Linked DNA regions of Homo sapiens: region 2 is linked to region 1. The links are chromatin loops, found by intact Hi-C in ENCODE. Cell type or tissue: mammary epithelial cell. All regions are shown on one strand. Each heading gives the region's core, and the rest is flanking DNA. Links, peaks and the distances in the headings are about the cores only.

Region 1 (6,963 bases), core at 1,640-4,139:
AATTACAAGCCAGCTCTCTGGTGCAAAGCTGTGCCAGGTTTGAAACTTGGGCGCTAGCCCTCTCCCAATCCATCTAAACTAACTGACAATACTTTAGTCTGGTTTCCACTTTGCATTTTGGTCCCTGTTAATCCCATTGAAACACCAATCCTATATGCAGGTATTAAACTCTTATTAAGACCTTGAGGTTGAATTCCTAAGTAAGAGCTTTTCTTTGAGTTTGGGAAATTTTTATTTTATTTTTTTGAGACAAGATCTTCCTCTGTAGCCCAGGCTGGATTGCAGTGGTGCGATTATAACTCGTTGCAGATTCGCACCCCTGGGCTCAAGTTATCCTCAGCCTTGGCCTCTCAAAGTGCTGGGATTATAGAGCCACCACAACAGACCTGGGGAGTCTTTAGCATTTGTATCTCATATATAGGGAGAGGCTTCTTAAAGTCTGAGAGATGTGCAAACAAATGAGCATTTCCAGAGCCTTCCAGTTGCTGTGCATGTTTGACCTGGACTGAACCACAAGTGGTCTGTACACCTACAGTTATCTCTCAAGCCTCCCATTCATAACTGAGGCTAAAATGTTCCAAATTTGGTGTAAACTGGGACAACTATTTTGGGAAAAAAGCTTGTCAACATAAATGAGTCTAACCTTTTGATTCCGTAACTCCACTTCTGGAAGATATCCTTTAGAGATGATTTTTAGTAGAGAAAACATTTTGTGCCTAAAGAAGTTGAGAGCAATTCCTCCCTTTTTTAGAAAAAGAAAAGTAAGTTTTCTTAAACAGTTTTTTAAATAAGGTAAAACTTTTTTAAATAAGAGAAAACTTAAAATTTTCTAAATAGGAATCTGGCAGTGATAGAATATCATATAGCCATCAAAATTATTTTAAAAGTACCAAGCTGGGATTACTTGTATTTATTTTTAATCTTCATTAAGTTATTATTATTACATTTTTCAGTCTTGAGAGAAGGGAATGGTCTCTGGAGCCAGAGTTTGTGAACACATGATTCCTTCTTAGAATAACCAGCTGGTAAGGTACAGCAGTGAAAAACACTGGAACAGGTGTGAGAGTTGGAGATCTGGCTGTGGCTCATGCTGTCCCTAGAAGATGTGGAACCTGAGACCACTTAGCCAGGACCACCTGAACAAAGTACTCTGAAAGTTGCTACATAGCTGACGTCTCCATAGGTTCCCTGGGGTGCCCATAAGCACAATGCCCACAGTTGTATTTTTAAAAAGTTTTCTATCTATTTCCAAGTGAAGATCTATTTAAGTTTTCAGGATAGTTTGTAATAACATCTCTGGAAGCTGCTTTTGTAATTCCAATGTTAGCATCCCATGTAATATTTTCTTCAGTTGGGCAAATGTAAGGCATGTCTTTTTTTTTTTTTTTTTTTGAGACAGAGTTTTGCTCTTGTTGCCCAGGCTGGAGTTCAATGGCGCGACCTTGGCTCACCACAACCTCTGCCTCCTGGATTCAAGCAATTCTCCTGCCTCAGCCTCCTAAGTAGCTGAGACTACAGGCATGCACCACCACACCCAGATAATTGTTTTGCATTTTTAGTAGAGACGGGGTTTCTCCATGTTGGCCAGGCTGGTCTCAAACTCCTGACCTCAGGCAATCTGCCCACCTCGGCCTCCCAAAGTGCTGGGATTACAGGCATGAGCCACTGTGCCCGGCCAGGCATGCCCCTGTTAAAGCTATTATTTTATGCGTAATACTTTGGTTTTTGATGTCCACAGTCATTGCTAGATATTGTGGTTGTCCTTCAGGTTTAACCTTAGATGGAACATGTATGGGAGGCATCAGAAATAACTCTCACACACTCTTAATTTGTGTTTTTACAAAACTATAACAATAAAACGTATAGAGATGAACTATAACATTAAGATCAATTTTCAGCCAGATTAAAAAATAACCATAAGAACTTGGAAGGAAAGTATTATTTTAGGTTTTAAAATCAATATTTTAACTGTTATAGGATGTCCAAGCCTAATAGGCACTTAGCATGAAGCCTCCAGACCTCCCACAGGAGAATTTTAATGCTAAGGATGAGGAGCAAGGGGGAGCACCTTACAGCCTCCCTCCTGCTTTCACCCAGCCCTCGGGTTACAAAGACACACCTGCCATGGAACTTGACCAGCTATAAGGCAGCGCTGAGAACCAGGACTTCAATTACTTCAATTGAGGACCAGTTACTTCAATTACTGGGGCCCTCCTGTGTAAAATATGGAGGCAAGAGTTGAATTAGATTAGCATTTCCCAAACATTGTTTTGAGAAACTCCAGCACTCTATGAGGAGTTCAGAGGCATCTACAAGTAAAGAGTTTCCCTGACTGAATACAAGTGCGGAATGCCACGTCTCCGTTTAGAGATTTCCAATATAGGTTAACATATTTAAGGCTGTGAGATATCCTATGGTTAAGATGTATTTTCCACAGCATTTCACCTAGCATGTGTTAAATGCATTTGATGGCAGAATCCTGCTATCAAGAAATATACTTTGGGAAACACTGAACTAAGTTTCTTCTTAGCTCCAAATTTCTACAGTTTTAAATATGCCATCCAAATGTTGCTTAGCAACATTACAGCCACCTCATTTGCCCACTAGATGGCAGCCTTGAATGAGATTTATTTTTTTCTTCTTGCCAGGTTTCTCTTTGGACATTTTTGGACATTGCTTTTCCTGTGTACCAGGAGAGTGCAGATCAGTTATTAAATTGATTTTAAGGCCATTCTGGTAACATTTTACAATCCATTTAAAATAAAACAGTTGTATCAACTGTAGGGATAAATACCAGCCAAGATTGAAATAGTATATGATTTTTTGAGCTTTTTTTCTTTTAAACTCACTGAACAATACTGATAATGTCTTACTTTTTTGCATTTTACAGAGTTTAGCCAGACAGAATTTAACTGGACATTTGGGTTGTTCTGTTGATCAACTTGAAAGGTTGGATTGTGAGGCTGTTGGGAACTTTCTGTAGTTTCTGGTGGCAGTTGGGAAACTTCTTTAGTTTCTATGGTGGGTGAGAAATGTCTTCAGCCCTTACATGTGTATAACTTTGTTTGGGATCCCTGCAATATTATCGTGTTTAGATGGCAGTGCACCTTCAGAAGGTCTCACTCTCCAGGCAGCCTGTGTTAAGTGGTCTCTTAAAGTCTCCTTCATGTTCTAGTAAATTTTTGATTGGCTCTTTATTCAACATAGTTTGCTATTAGGCATTAAGATTTTGCTGGTTTGCGGGTTCATCAGTTAGTCCATCTTTCACTGGGTCTCACTGTTATAAGGTTAAAGCACCTTAGTGATCCCCGTCCCATACTTGGAGTTCATGGAATTTCACACATCCATTTAAGTGTGCCCAGGAGTTTTAGAAAATGAAGGCAACTTTACTTAGGTATAGTCATGCTTCAGGTTTGTTCAACTGACGGATGTTTACCTATTAGAAATGTATGCCTTTTTATTGATGGAAAGGGAGCTTTTAAAATATATAATGAGGGGGCTTCCTGAAGTGCTTCCTGAATTACCTGAATATGTGTGCGTATGTGGAGTGGGTGAGAAGCCAAACTCTGGAACAAGCGCCTCAGCTTGCTCTTCTGTTCCAGTTTTGGTGTACGTACTGCTGAAGCGAGCGTGTCATCTTGCTCTTTCAATGCTACATTTTGAAGGTGAAATATTTGTAAGCCCTCTTAGATCTTATTCCAGGAAAAGATTCTTCCTGAACCCCAAATAGCACTCCAAGGACATTAAAATTCTCATACTTCCTAAAGGTAAGCTGTTTGAATAGCAGTTTTCTTAGTGTGATGATCTGATCTACTCCTGTCTCTTGCCTCATGTTGTGGGAGATTTTTCTTTGCTTTTTCCTCCATAATATACAGCATGGCATGGGCCCTAGTTTTTAGTTTATCTTTGGACTTTAGATTTTTGGGTGGTATGGTGCAAAACCATTTGTGGGTGCACTCTTACTGTGTAAGAATATCCATTTAAGAAATTTGATGGCCGGGCGTGGTGGCTCACGCCTGTAATCCCAGCACTTTGGGAGGCGGAGGCAGGTGGATCACAAGGTCAGGAGTTCAAGACCAGCCTGGCCCAAATGGCGAAACCCCGTCTCTACTAAATATACAAAAATTAGCCGGGTGTGGTGGCGGGCGCCTGTAATCCCAGCTACTCAGGAGGCTGAGGCAGGAGAATCGCTTGAACCCGGGAGGTGGAGGTTGTGGTGAGCCGATATTGTGCCACTGCACTCCAGCCTGGGTGACAGAGTAAGACTCCGTCTCAAAAAAAAAAAAAAAAAAAAGAAATTTGATGCAGATTTTGTGAGTGTGGTTTATAATGGAAATGTCAGATAAAATGGATACTAATCTTAGTTAATACATATTGAGCACTTACTGTTGCAGGCATTGTGCCTAGCATTTTACATGTATTAGCTCATTTAATTCTCACAGCAACCTGTAGTGTGTAGATGCTATTGCTATGACATTTTCAGATGAAGAAACTGAGGGTTAGAAAGGTTAAACAGGTGAATTAGGCCGGGCACGGTGGTTCACGCCTGTAATCCCAGCACTTTGGGAGGCCGAGGCTGGCAGATCACAAGGTCAGGAGATCGAGACCATCCTGGCTAACACAGTGAAACCCCGTCTCTACTAAAAATACAAAAAAATTAGCTGGGCGTGGTGGCGGGCGCCTGTAGTCACAGCTACTCGGGAGGCTGAGGCAGGAGAATGGCGTGAACCCGGGAGGCGGAGCTTGCAGTGAGCTGAGATTGCACCACTGCACTCCAGCCTGGATGACAGAGCGAGACTCTGTCTCAAAAAAAAAAGGTGAATTAATGTCACATTCTTTGTAAGTGGCCCAGCAAGGACTGCAAACAGGTCTCTCATGCCTCATGTTTTACCAGCATATGTATGATATGAAATATTTGCATCTTAAATGTTTTCAAAACATGCATATGCATCCTTGTAAGGTTGAGGTGGGCTAAGCTGAGTGGCCACAATGTAGCAAGAAATTCTCCTGATAATAAGAACCCAACTGCCAATTTTGCTCTCAGCTCTAGACACCAAGATTTCTTGGCCTGATGGCCTCATGTTCAAATACATTTGGCCATGTTTCTCAAAACACTGAGTTACTATACTTTGCATTAACAGTGCTTGGCTTTGTCTTTTATGCAGAAAGCCCCTCCAGGCCTCTGTAATGTGCTAAAAAAGATCTTGTCTAAAACTCATGAAAATAAATAACATAAACTGTTCTGAATAAATTTGGGTTAAGTGAACAGAACTCTTTTCTGTGTACGTGTATTGCATACATACAGTTGTGTGTGCCTGTGAACACGTGTTTTGTTGCTGGGTCTAGGACCAATATCCTCTGTAGTGAAGAATATCTCAGAATTTCCATTATAAATTATTTTAGGGGTTTATAACTAATACTGTAAAAAATTCAGCACTGCCTGGAATGTACTTTATTGTGTTTACAGAATTAGTTATTGGAAAGAAGCATGTAGAAGCAAATATGTCTTTGCCTTAGCCATTTGAGGTGGTGCAAATGTTTGCATAATTGTTGGCAAGGATGGGACGCTATTGAAAGCAGAGTAGGGAGCTCAAGGATTCAGGAGATAAAGAGTAACAAATCAGTTTGATTTGGGATAACTGAGGAGCAAATGGAAAATTCGATCTTGAATGTTGATTATAAATAGGAAGACCGTGCAGCATATCAATACATTTTGTGGCTAAATCCCATTTTTAAAAGAAAATAATTGGTAGTAGGGCCAGGCACAGTGACTCACACCTGTAATCCTAGCAGTTTGGGAGGCCGAGGCAGGAGAATTGCTTGAGGCCAGGAGTTCAAGACCAGTCTGGGCAATATAGCGAGACTCTGTCTGTAAAAAAAATTTTTTAAATTACCTGGGCATGGTGGTGCATGCTTTTAGTCCTAGGTATTCGGGAGGCTGAGGAGGTGGGAGGATCTCTTGAGCCCAGGAATTCCAGGTTACAATGAACTATGATTGTGTCACTGAACTCTAGCCTAGGCAACGGAGCAAGACTCTGTCTCTAAAACAAAAAATAAACCAACAAACTAAGGAAAAGAATTGGTAGGAATGAAAAAATTACAAGAATTATTAGAGGAAGATAGGTTTACTTTCACCATCAAGACCAAGACTTAACTCAAAAGTCACCTCATGTGGAATGCCTGCAATTATTATTAAAAGGTATTGGGCATGTCCTGTGTTTCAGATAGCATGTTAAACTCTTTACATGAGTTTTCTCATTTGTTCCACTGAACAAATCCATTTTGCAAAGGAAGAATCTAAAGATCAGTGGGAGGAAATAACTTGCTGAAGGTCATAGAGCAGGAGCTGGTAGAAGAGCTGATTAACTCAGGGGTCCAGGAGCTTGCAGTCTGTACCACGGTGCGCCTAGCCATTCCTCATTTCCCTTATGCACCGACATTCCTTTACCCAGTTGTTTTCAGCTCAGGGGCTCATTAGAACCATCTGAGAAGTTACTTCCCACCCACCACTTTATTCTTGGTCAGTCTTCAATAGTTGTAAGAAAGACTATTTCTCTAATGAAAGCATAATTATTACATAACCCAACCATTTAAAATTTGCACCAGTTTGTATGGACTGGGCAAAAGTTTGCCTTTGCAAAGCATTTACTAAGCAAATTAATAGATTACACTGAAGCAGAAGGGAAATGTTTTTATCATTAAAGAGCACAAATTACTTTCAAGCATAATAGAAAACTATTCATTATAAACAAATTGATAGGAGAACTTCAGGTCATTTTTAGATTTATTAAATATGCTTCTTAGGTGTGCATATTCATAACATATTATTAGCCTGATTGATCACTTGCTTTTAAAAAGTTGTTTCTAAGAAAAATATTCTATAATTCTAACTTTTAATTGCATAAGAGTTGGGATCCCCACCCCCCGCTTAGTTGAAATTAATGTTTGCTGTGTGATGCACTG
Region 2 (6,963 bases), core at 2,565-5,064, 630 kb after region 1:
ATATCATAGACCTGCATGACACAATATGGTAACATGACAATTTACATTCAAATTAGTTAAAATGCAACAAAATGTTTAACTCAGTTTCTCAGTCACACTAGTCATATTTCAAGGAGCTCAACAGCCACACTGAGCTAGTGGCTAGTGCTACAGTATTGGACAATGCAGGTCTGTTCATATCATACACTGTAGATAATAGATTTCCATTGTTGCAGAAAATTCTGTTGACATCTCCTCTGTAGTCTAATCATTGTCCAGGTTAAACAAGAAAAAGGAAGGAGAAAAGATACAAAATGCTTCCTTGGGAAGAAAAATGGGGGTATAACTATAGATACAAAGAGACTTTTTACAATAAAAGATATTATGAGTAACTTTGTGCCAATATATTTAAAAATTAGATACAATTTTCTGAAAAAAATTCTAAACTTACTCAAAATTAAATAGAAAGCCAACCTAAATATATCAGTAACCACTAAAAGGACTAAATCAGTAGCTAAAATATGACCCCCGCCCCCTTTCTTCAAAAAAAAAAAAAAAAAAAAAAGCACCAAGTCCCAGTCCAGATGATTTTACATCCAAGTTCTATTAAAATTCCAAGGAACATCTAATATTTTAAATTAAAAATGGAAGGTCACAGAAAGTCCCTTGATTGATGATTTCAGTCCTGCTTCTGTCTCTTTCATGACCTGTGGCCCATGGAAAGACACTTTCTTTTGTGATGTCTCTATCAAGAAAGAGTTAAACTAAAAGGTTCTCAAGGGCCTGAGCAGCTCTATGGTCCTGTGTTTCTGTGGCTTTAAGACACTCATCTTCTCATTAATCTTGCCTAGCTTCTAAATATTAAGGTGACGATATTGGCTCACCCATATGGCCAATCTGATCTGCTCTGCTAAAAATGATTGTTAAACAGACCCAGAGAAAAAAGAAATTTCTTTTTTTCTTTTTTCTTTTTTTTCTTTTTTGAGATGGAGTCTCGCTCTGTCGCCCAGGCTAGGGTACAATGGCGTGATCTCAGCTCACTGCAACCTCTGCCTCCTGGGTTCAAGCGATTCTCCTGCCTCAGCCTCCCGAGTAGCTGGGATTACAGTCACCCACCATCATGCCTGACTAATTTTGTATTTTTGTAGAGATGGGGTTTCACCATGTTGGCCAGGCTGGTCTTGAACTCCTGACCTCAGGTGATCTGCCCGCCTTGGCCTCCTAAATTGCTGGGATTACAGGCGTGAGCCACCACACCCGGCCAAAAGAAGAAATTTCTGAAGAAAGAGTGGACCCAACAGTTTTGTGGAGCTGAAGCCAAGTTTCAGTTTGTTCCTGTCTCATTCAGAGATGATTTATCCACTGAAAATAATTTACTCAGAGCCCTGAATGACAACACTGTTCAGTGGGATAGAGGTTGTGCTTTTTTGATTTTACATTAATAGCAATAGCAGATATTTCTGGGATGATTCCCACAGGCCAGGCATAATCCTAAAGACTTTATATGCACTAATCCATTTGACCTGTACAATGTCCTGTGAAGTGAGTAGATATTGGTTCCATTTTAAAGGCTAGAAACTGAGACTCAGAAATGTTACTTGTCCAGGGTCACCTGGCTCTGAACGTGTTGAAGGAACTCCAGGTCTGAGAGGACCTATGACCTGTGCTGTTATACACAGATGACAAGTTGTGAGTACTGTGGAGCTTCTATGGTGGGTAAAGTCATTTCCTTTTGGATTTTATATCTCTGGTGAGCAGTAGCAATTCTTCTGTACCATGTGTCTGGTTAGAGGTTACTTTTCCAATGCCACCTTATCCAAAGGATTGGTGAGAAGCCATGAATTTCCTTCTGTAATAAAAGCAATCACTGGCTTGGGCTTTATTCAGTAAATAAGCAGACCTGGCTAGTAAAACTCATTTATGCTGTAATGCTAATGAGTTGCATGTGTAAAGAATGGAAAAAATGATAATTGCTCAGGGATTCCAGAGCCTAGGCTGACTGGAGAGCATATTCTCAGCAAATATGCTTTAGCGGACTTAGGGAAGTTACTCCATCATTTCTCTCCTTCTGGTTTCTTAAAGGATCCGGGGTCCTTACATCAGTAACCACCAGGGCTAATCATTGGTGCTGATCAGTACCAAGTCATTTGCCTGACCTCCTTTGATTGTGTGGCTTTTTTCAAAACTTGTTTTCCAAATACCTCAAGCTTAACTGGGAGGTAAAGGCTGGCATGCTCAGGGCCATCAAGGACAGTTCTGCAAAGGTCAAAAAGGCATGCTAAAGAAACATTTCCCTGTGTTACCACTTCCTTAGCTGCTCATTCCAGACTTACTAGGTAAAATGCAACTCACTTCTGTAATTTGTATTGTGCAAGATGGACTCTGGGAAGCGAAAGTAGCTGAGAAACATTTTTCAGGAACCAAAACAGACGTACATTCAGTTTAGATTCTTTGGAACACACCTACCTGAGATAATAGGGTACTTCTTTAAATGTTTTCTGAACCCACCACAAACCTCCTGTAGAAATACAGACATGCCTTTCAGTCCCCTTGAGTTAACTCAAGGGCTTAAAGGGATAATGCGCCCTGTATTTCACTTCGGTTTAAGTCTTTGTGTTGCTGACAGGGCTTAAAATGGGCAGGTAATCACTGGTACAATGTGTCATCTTTTTTCCTCCCTCTTCTTTTTTTTCTTTTTGAGACGGAGTCTCGCTCTGTCGCCCAGGCTGGAGTGCAGTGGCGCGATCTCGGCTCACTGCAAACTCCGCCTCCCAGGTTCACGCCATTCTCCTGCCTCAGCCTCCCGAGTAGCTGGGACTACAGGCGCCCGCCACCACGCCCGGCTAATTTTTTGTATTTTTAGTAGAGACGGGGTTTCACCATGTTAGCCAAGAAGGTCTCGATCTCCTGACCTCATGATCCATCAGCCTCGGCCTCCCAAAGTGCTGGGATTACAGGCGTGAGCTACCACGCCCAGCCTCCTCCTCCCTCTTCTTATGAAATAAAGTGAAAAGCACTTACTTTTTTTTTTTTAACTTAGCTATTTCTTTCTCTTTTCTTTTTTTTTTTTTTTTCTTTTTTTGAGTCGGAGTCTCACTGTGCCACCCATACTTGAGTGCAGTGGTCCGATCTGGGCTCACAGCAACCTCTGCCTCTCAGATTCAAGCGATTCTCTTGCCTCAGCCTTCCAAGTAGCTGGGATTACAGGCATGCATCACCACCCCTGGCTAATTTTTGTATTTTTAGTAGAGATGGGGTTTCACCATGTTGCCAGGCTGATCTCGAACTCCTGACCTCAAGTGATCCGCCTACCTCGGCCTCCCTAAGTGTTGGGATTACAGGCGTGAGCCACCGTGCCTGGCCTAAGCTATTTCTTTTAAATAAAACAAGGTTATCACCATTTTCCTTTTTGGAAAGACTTGGTTTCCATGGAGAGATGGAAATGGATGGGGTATGTAATAAAAGGGACATAATAAACAAGCCTCCATTTACACTGACATCTTAATTTATCAGGCATTAAGTGGCTGATATTAAATGTTAATGAGGTCTCTGGAAGAGGGAACTAGGGACCAGCCAGGACTGTGTCTCATTCAGTGGCTTCAGGACCAGGTAGAAACCTCAGTTTTCTCATTTTTTTTCTTCCTTTTTCTTTATCATACCGACACCACAGACATGGTTACCATTTATTGACCACTTTGGGATGAGCAGACCTTGTGCTAAGTGCTTTCCATCCAGGTGAAGTCAGCACACTTATTCCCATTTTGCAGAGGAAAAAGCTGGGTTTCCACTGAGTCAGTGCCCCGAGCCAAGGCTGCTGAGTGGCAGAGCTGAGCCTCAGACCCATGCCGTCAGACTCCAGACCCTGAGCATTAACACCTCATGTCTAGTCACTGGCCAAGGCCAGCCTGTTCTTCCCACAGGGCACCTCTCCCATCCACCACTTCCTCTCTGTCCTCTCAGCACCAGTCTGGGGTGGTTTCCCTGACTCAGAACTTTCCCATCCCATCCACCCTGCATGCCCCAGCCATGTTCACCTTCCTGAAACACCACGTTCTCTGTGTCCCTCCCGTGGCGACACATTGTCAGTTCCTCTTTATTTCCAACCATATTAGGTTCAACTACCTCAGACTCGTCCTCACATTCCTCCCGCATGGGCCCCCCTGCGCAGTTTTATGAATTTTCCACCATTCCCAGATAATGAGGTATCATTTTTCCTCTTCTAAAAATAGTGTTCATTCCTTTTTTCACATCTCTGTGCTTATTGCTTGCCATTATCTAAAATGCCCAATATCTGCCTACATCCTACCTGTTGGATTCAGCCCAGATATGCTCCTTTAGGAAACCTCCTCTGAAATTCTGAATATGCCATAAACCCCTCTCTCTTGAGCTGTTGGAGTCCTAACCCAATTTTCTTTGGAATTCCCTTCTCTTGATCACCGTTGGCAGATTCTCCTTTGGCAATCATACATGAAGCAAGACTGGAAATTCCCTATAGACTGTTAGAAATGCAAAATGCTTGTTACCCAGTGCTGCAAAGAAATAGCACTTGAACATAAATTTAATTCTCTCAGCAAGTCAATTTTTACTTTCTGCAGAAAGGGTGCCCCTTGCAGATGGAACAATGGCGAGAGCACACCTGGACAGGGGAGGGGAAGTAGTTCTTATTCCTGATGCAGGACCCTACTGCTGTGTCGTTCCTCTATTGGCTAGGGTTGGACTGCTCAGTCTAAGCTAATTCTGATTGGCTATTTTAAACAGAGCAGGGGTATGAACCAGAGTGGCAGGGTGAATAGTTTGGTGGGAAGGACAGTTAGGAATAGATAACTAAAGGGGACTTAGGTCAGAGCAGGTGACCAGGCATGACTGAGGTCAAAGCAGGTGACCAGGGGAACAGATGTGAACTACTGATTAAAACTGGTGGAAAAATGTTGTTTACTGAAACTAGAAGCAAGAGGGCGAAGAGAACCAGGAAGTTAAACTTTAAAATGGAAAATCAAAGAATAAGAGAGCTGAACATACTGACATACTGATTCTTTGAAGAGAAACTTGGGGTTCACTATACTTAACATGACAAAGTAGGGGTCTTTACTTCTGTAGTTCTCTCTGTGCTTAACAGAGGAATAGAAAATCATAATTACAGCTAACATTTATTGAGCACTTCATATGTGCCAGGCACTGTCTTCATGTATTAATTCTTTCAGTCTTTACAGTAATCCTCTGTGGTAATGAGGAAACTGAGGGAATGAAAGCTCAGGTGACTTGCCCAAGTGGTGAAACTGAAATGCAAACCAGGCAGTGGGGCTTGTGCCTCCCACTGCACTGTGCCACTTTATACCATCCTCAGGTCAGAAACAAGTCACATGTGGGCATGGAGAACAAATCAGAGAACATGAATTCTTTATCTGGAATTTTGCTCAGCTGATAAAGCTCATTGGTTCCCAGCCTTCCTCTAGAAGTGGATTCACAGTTCTTCCCTTGTTGCTCCACAGCTGGGGAATTTTGTGTTGAATCAGAATGTTCTGGTTTAGAAACATTTTCTGGGTTTGAATCAGCATGGTCCAAGTCTCGGTCGGAACCAACTTGACGTTTGCATGGCAGATGGAACTGGAGCCCTCACTCCTCCTCTAATATGAGGAGGAGGAACTCAAGCACTCACTCTTCCAGTAATATGACCCTCTTCTGTTTGGTATTAGATGCTTTAATCCTTTCTGGACCAAGGCAGAGTATAAACAAACAAAGTCAAATATTTAAAATTTTTAACAGCAGCAAAAACTTCCATAAGATTCTTGAAAATGAACTCCAATTTGATCATTTTGAGGACTGCCTAGGTTAGCACTGCTACTCTGATTCCTGTGTCTCTGTAGCACATTTAAGCTGCTAATTTGAAGAAATTGCTGGTAGCTTGCATTTGCCCATACTGCAGAATTTCAAATGCTATGATATATTTTCCACACTTTTATCTTCCTTTGGCCAAGTAGATGTTGTACTTTTTATTTTTTTTCCTTTGGTCAAATTCAATCAAATTGTCATCATTAGAAACACAAGGAAAAAATCACATTGATAAAAGACCATTACATTTTAAGATCCATGATGTGTCACTGTCTACTTGAGAATCCACTGGCTGCTGAGGTGGTGCCTTCTCCACCACATTTCTGACTCATTCCCAGAATAGGACTTTGTATGGAGTCAGCACTTCATATTTGTTATATCAGGTGGAATTTTGGGTGCTTTACCTGGCTTCTACAAATAGTGTTGTTTTGGTCATCGAAAGCAAAGCGTTCTTTACCAAGGGAAGTGTGGCCGGATTTTCAAACAGTTATGTCTGTCAAGTTAGTCTGGGGAATTTGACAGTGCCAGCTATGGATGGCGGTACGAAGCAAACAGATTCGGATGGAAAAATTCTTACCCAACTATGTCCAGTTAGGTTTATGAAAAGAGCACCATTATACCAGGCCTCCTTTGAACAAGAAAGGAAATAGCTTATGTCATGTGAATACAAAGTCCCACAGGAGTGTGCCCTGACTTTCCTTTCCAGCCTCAATTTTCACTGCTGCTTGGCAGGGATGTGATGCTCTGGAACACTCACCTGCCTGGCATTTTCCACGTATCCCATGTCCTCCTCCAATCCACGCCTTTGTTCTTTCTCTCCCTCCTGGAACTACTTTTCTCCCCCAATTGGCCTAGCTGTCTCCTGGCATTTTCTAAGGCCCAGACTAGGAATTCTTTTTCCCAAGGAATCTCCCCTGACCACCTCCCTTCCAAAAGTGAAATGCCACTTTTCAGTGCTTCCAGAATTTGCTGTGCATGACTGTCCTGTTACCTGTTAACACTTTGCATTATAATTATCAAGGTGTCTGTGTCTCCAGCCAGCCTGAGTGTTTCTTGATCCCTGTATCCCTAGCCTAGTACAGTGCCTGAAATCAGTGCTTGGGGGCCTTGTTAAAAGAAGAAACGGCAGGAGGGGAACAGTAGTAGATAAGCGAT

What was found. Peaks named below come from ENCODE experiments on the same cell type or tissue, not always from the same donor. Only the 100,000 strongest peaks of a DNase experiment are listed, where the experiment ranks them.
Region 2: it touches region 1 in a loop (7-fold over the local background); 1 of 110 quality-filtered maps calls a loop at or near these places.

Annotation. Positions count from the first base shown.
Region 1 is chr3:56,247,187-56,254,149 of GRCh38, reverse strand. The region is part of intron 3 of ERC2 (ELKS/RAB6-interacting/CAST family member 2); the gene reads left to right. Among named protein-coding and RNA genes, the nearest start is that of ERC2, 220 kb to the left of the region's middle. RefSeq lists an enhancer at 1-94. In mammary epithelial cell, for the core only: a CTCF peak has its summit at 2,596 (motif pointing right); no DNase peak of the experiment used is centred there.
Region 2 is chr3:55,621,465-55,628,427 of GRCh38, reverse strand. All of the region lies in intron 17 of ERC2 (ELKS/RAB6-interacting/CAST family member 2), which reads left to right. Among named protein-coding and RNA genes, the nearest start is that of ERC2-AS1, 17 kb to the right of the region's middle. In mammary epithelial cell, for the core only: a CTCF peak has its summit at 4,050; DNase peaks (open chromatin) are centred at 3,917 and 4,427; H3K27ac peaks cover 772 bases.